Linked DNA regions of Homo sapiens: region 1 is linked to region 2. Evidence: chromatin loops called from intact Hi-C (ENCODE). Cell type or tissue: psoas muscle. All regions are shown on one strand. Region 1 overlaps IGF1 (insulin like growth factor 1). Region 2 overlaps IGF1 (insulin like growth factor 1).

What was found. A loop is a pair of places that touch in the nucleus more often than their neighbours do. Peaks named below come from ENCODE experiments on the same cell type or tissue, not always from the same donor. Only the 100,000 strongest peaks of a DNase experiment are listed, where the experiment ranks them.
Region 1: it touches region 2 in a loop (2.6-fold over the local background); 9 of 110 quality-filtered maps call a loop at or near these places.

Annotation. Positions count from the first base shown.
Region 1 is chr12:102,476,283-102,478,782 of GRCh38, reverse strand. All of the region lies in intron 1 of IGF1 (insulin like growth factor 1), which reads left to right. LINC02456 (long intergenic non-protein coding RNA 2456) reads right to left here. Exons shown (of 13, transcript XR_007063427.1): 11 at 1-2,500. Among named protein-coding and RNA genes, the nearest start is that of IGF1, 3.0 kb to the left of the region's middle. In psoas muscle, no CTCF peak of the experiment used is centred here; no DNase peak of the experiment used is centred here; H3K4me3 peaks cover 2,429 bases; H3K27ac peaks cover 937 bases.
Region 2 is chr12:102,426,225-102,428,724 of GRCh38, reverse strand. All of the region lies in intron 2 of IGF1 (insulin like growth factor 1), which reads left to right. All of the region lies in intron 10 of LINC02456 (long intergenic non-protein coding RNA 2456), which reads right to left. Among named protein-coding and RNA genes, the nearest start is that of IGF1, 53 kb to the left of the region's middle. In psoas muscle, no CTCF peak of the experiment used is centred here; a DNase peak (open chromatin) is centred at 974; H3K4me3 peaks cover 803 bases; H3K27ac peaks cover 2,500 bases.

The DNA.
Region 1 (2,500 bases), 50 kb before region 2:
CTGGGCTGCTACAATAGGCATACAATGGAAATAGGTGGCTTGACTGGGGGGAAAAGATTGACTTAAATCCCAGCTGTGCAATTTGTTCATTGTTTCAATGGACAAAAGGCAGTTTACCCAGGCTCATAATAGCATACCTGCCTGGGTGTCCAAATGTAACTAGATGCTTTCACAAACCCCACCCACAAAGCAGCACATGTTTTTAAGACTTCAGTTTTCTATTCACATCGGCCTCATAATACCCACCCTGACCTGCTGTAAAAGACCTGGAACAAACAAAAATGATTACACCTACAGTGAGTATTTTCTTATGACTGTTGCCCTCAAATTTTACAGGGCATTTTCATTGTGGCCCAGACATCTGGAATCAATTAATATTCCATTTATCTAAGATTAAAAAAAAAAGAACTTTTAAAATTTGGGTTTGTGAATGATTTTTGAGAAAGTGTTTTCTGATTTTTTTTTCTTTTTTTCTCATGTCTTTCTGATTCTTCCCTTTTTTTTCTATCATATCTTTCCTTTCTCTCTATTGATTTCTTTTGTGTTTGGCAAAATAAAAGGCCAAGGAAATAATGAACATATGGGACCACTTGTTTCACACTTTAAACTCCTAAGCAAGTTCGGTATTGTTTTCATTTGTGGGAACATAAAATTCTCTGGTTCTCTGTGGGTGTACTGGACTGTTCCCTACACTAAAGGAAAATGCACTAGAGGTTCTGTCTTGTCCTAGAACTGTAAGTACTGAGATTTATCTGACAATATAACTCAGCAAAAAAAAAAAAAAAGAAAAAGAGAAATCTATTTAAAAAAAATCTTAAATTCTTAAGTTCCAGAGACTTATATGTATCGCTGCACTTAAATGTGTTATACTAGAACTATTAAAAATATAGTTTTGACATCTAATGAAGTTTGAAATTCACTAAGGCTATAACTTGAGTAATTTTTTTCCCTGGATTTCACAAAAACTGAAGAACTTGAAGGCATCTACAGTTGCAGGTGCTTAGCCTTCAGCATTGCTATGAACGCAACAAAGAAGGGAGGGGTGGAGAAATAGGATTCGGTAGAATAACATACTTTCTAGAACTGGCCCATTCCCGCAGTGTGGGGGTATGCTCTGCAAGATCAATCACAGGTTTGTTCTTTTGAAAAATGCCACGAGGTCCAGGTGGGTTGGATTTGTTGAGGTTTCCAATGGAAATATTGAACAGGAAAACCCCACTAATTTTACAACCAAAAAAAAAAAAAAATGAGAACTGGATGATAACATGCTTCTTCCAGTCCCAGTGTTTTGGGCTATGTAGGGGGTGGAAGATTTCCATGCGGAGATCTTGTTGAGAAAAATGCAGTAAATGTTCAGTTGAGCTTTTACCTCCTCTTCTATTTTATGTCCATTATTTATGATCATTTGCAAATAGAGGGCGCTTTTCATCTTCAACTGCTTTACAACCATTAACTGAATATTTATATTTTGTTAACGAGAGACAGGGGTTTTGGTTTTTTTTTTTTTTCCTCAGTTGCTGAGGTGAAGGTCTGACTACAAAAAATGGAAATCATCATTAGAATGATGGGGAAAATTTTGCCACTGATATAGAGCCACTAAATTGAGAGTCCATGGAGGGCAAGGAGGGTAGTCAGAAAATAAATGACTGTTTCTCCAAAAGTGATGGGGTTGAATGGACCTGCCACTACTCTGAGGTTCAAAAAAAATGCTCTTCTTATAATTATAGCTTCCAGCATGACTCCACAACCCTTTTAATAGCGCCCCTCACCTAACACCCTGTCAGGGACTCTTCCCATGATGCTGAAAGTAGATGCATCTGAGAGAAGTGAAGCCACTCACCTTGAGAGGCTTCTTGGAAAAAGCCACATCTTTGTGCCACAAGTAACAATATGGAAAAACTTAATGATCATCTTAGCATGGTTTCTACTACTTAGAGTGAGGATGAAGACTTGAGCCACAGGACTGCTGCTTTTGGCAAGGCTGCCGTTTGGCAGTCTATCATTGACTAAGTCATGCCAACCAGGGGTCCCTTGGTATATTTTGCTATAAAATAGATACAGTGACACATAAGTCCCTCCAAGAGATGAAGCCATAATTCCTGTGACTAAAAATAAAATAAAAGATTTTTGCCAGTTTGAGCCCAGTGCCCTATACACAGAAGGGATTCTCAACACGTGTTGATTTGATATTGGACTTGAGGCCAGGGACTTTAGAATACAGGAGTGGTTTCTATTTGAGCCAATTTCATTCTTCGATTCTCATATTTTTTTCTGTTTCTGTTATTTTCTTCTATTTGTGGTTGTGTCAACTGCTGATATGCCCCAGGTAAGGAATCAGTCTCTCTCTCTCTCTCTCTCTCTCTCTCTCTCTCATATTGAGGAAACAAAACAAAAACAAAACCCTGTGATGATATATAGTATTGTCAAAAGCCATTTTTTGGCCATAGTAAATTATTTTTAGTCAAAAATAGGGAATGATGTTTTGGTTAAAAATATTCTG
Region 2 (2,500 bases):
CTGGGGCCGAAAGAGTCATTTGTTTACCTTATGAAGATGCGGCTTTGTGAAGAATAAAAGTAAAAGGCCATGCCCAAGGATTATTAGAAAGACTCTTCTCATACTAATTCTCATTTCTGAGTGCCCACAGAAGTGAGGGCCATCTCTCTTTCCTTAGGACTCCGGTTTTCAAAATGTAGTTTGATTCTATCACCTGCTTCAAATGACTCTCTAAAGGGCTCTTTGTGCCCTACCTTGAGCTGGCTTCTGCAATCCATATGGATGGGCTTGTCTCCTTCCCCTAATCAAGCCCAACTCCAAATTAGACATTTTCCTTCATCAGACTCAACACTGATCCCTGCTTTCCTTAAATTCAGCTTATACATCTTGTTTACATCCAAAATTAAATCTAAAAAAGAGAAAACTCTTGGTTTTCTCATCAAACTTCTCTTCACTACTATACTCCCCTATTATTAGCTAGAAACATTAATATGCCATATATATATATACACATTATTGATTACAAAGTGGGTCGTTCATGACCATCTGGATATTTAGGGTCATCTTTTTAGAAGGGGTGCTTGATATTATCTAGCACATTTGGTTGTTTACATGAGAAACTGAATCTCAGAGAATTTGGGTGACTTGTGCATCCACACAGAGGATTTGGGGCTGTAATCCAATGTTGTTTTCAATATACCATATTGCCTTGTTTTTATTCCCTCTCTGCATATGGCACTGTGCTAGGTGCTATAGAAACATTCCCCAGGACCTCTCAATCCAAGAACAACACTGTTGATACACCAGCATGAAAGGGACATCACACACAACCCAACTGGCACTCAAGTCTGCACCATGCAGTTATTTATATCATGTAACACCAAACCATCTCCTCCCACTCGCCCTCCCTCCTTCCCTCTCTCCTGTGTTCAATCTGTCGCTGACTCTGGCTGCTCCCTTCTCTGCGACAGTGCCAAGAGCTGTTTCTGCTGCTGTAGAGGCTGTCTTCCAACAGTTTACTCCCTGATGCAGGCCCGGATGCCTCTCTTTAAGGAGCGTCCACCTCCCAACACTCTCCCTCCAGACACGCCAGACTGCCCTGGCAGCCGCCACCCCTTCACCTGCCATCCTGGCCATGTCACTCCCACCCCTGGGACAAGGTCCAGATGTGCCCTGAGCAAAAAACAGGTCCCTGAGTGAGGAGACTAATGGGGTGCAGGGCCCCTGAGAACAGAGGGCAGGTGCCAAGTTACAAAGAAAAAAAGAAATGAAAGACTTTAGAGAGAAACTAAAAATAAAGAGAATGTGTTTTAATATCCCTTTGGCTGATTCATCTTTCTGTGGCACCAGAAAGAGGGCGTTACCCTCGACTCACGAATGCCTTATGTTTTGTTACAAGGCCTCTCTTCCCACATCTGAAAGAGTAAAATAACAATAAGAGTGTAAGTACAGGAGATAATGCTGGTGGCATAGCTACAATCTCCAAGCTGGAGCCAGTCTCAGCTTACAGTTGTGTCAGTCTTTCTAAAAAAAAGAAAAAAAAATGAGACAGCTAAGGCCCACGTATGCGATTCCTCAACATCCCTTCTTATTCTTTCTCTGGCAGTTTTCATCTTATTCAGGCATGGGTCCAAGATGGAGTAGTGATTAAGCGGCCTGGTGACACTGTATACTGGGTAACTGCTTATTCCCAAAGCATGGCTGGCAGGAGAGGGAGCCCTGGTTTTCAGTCATTCCAGGGAGGAAATGAAATGCTAATACCTAGCCTACCGTAAACTCCACAGTGGCATAAGCCTTGCTCAAAAGTACATCAGTGAATAAAAAGAATGTCAAAGGCTGTCAGTAGCAGAAGAGGAAAGGAAATAGGAAAAGAAGAGAACAGAATGAGATGAGACATGAAGTAGAGAGAGATGAGAGAAATACTATGCTGGGTGAAAGTGATTGGGAAACCATTTCTGACCATGTATTTCACCACACTCATCCCAGGCCTTGCAGCATTGTTTTGAAATAAGAAGCATTGATATTAATACCAAAAAGCCAATGATTTTAACCAGTGGATTATTTGGGACAAATCAAAGGTAACAAGGGGTCAAGATAAGCCCATACGCCTTATTTGACTTGATTGAAAGATTCATTCTCATAGTGTCTATTCTAGATTAAAACTATTCAGACCAGTCTATACAACATAAAGTTTGGACATTCTTTCAAGAGAACAGCCTTTCATTTACTTTAGTGAATAACAATATCTAGAAAGGCCATCTGCTTCGACCAAACTTTGGAAAGGATGCATTTTTAAGATTAATGGAGGAAGAGGATACCTGCCCAACTAGCTATGTTAACCAATTCAACACCATAATAATAATTGTCAACATTTATATAGTTTACCATATACCAGCCATTGTGCAAAACACTTTGCATACATTCTCACTTAATCTTCATGCCAGTCCTGGGAGGTACTCTTATATATCCTTTTTACATATGAGGACCTGAATCTTAGAAGGTTGAGTCCTTTGCCAAATGA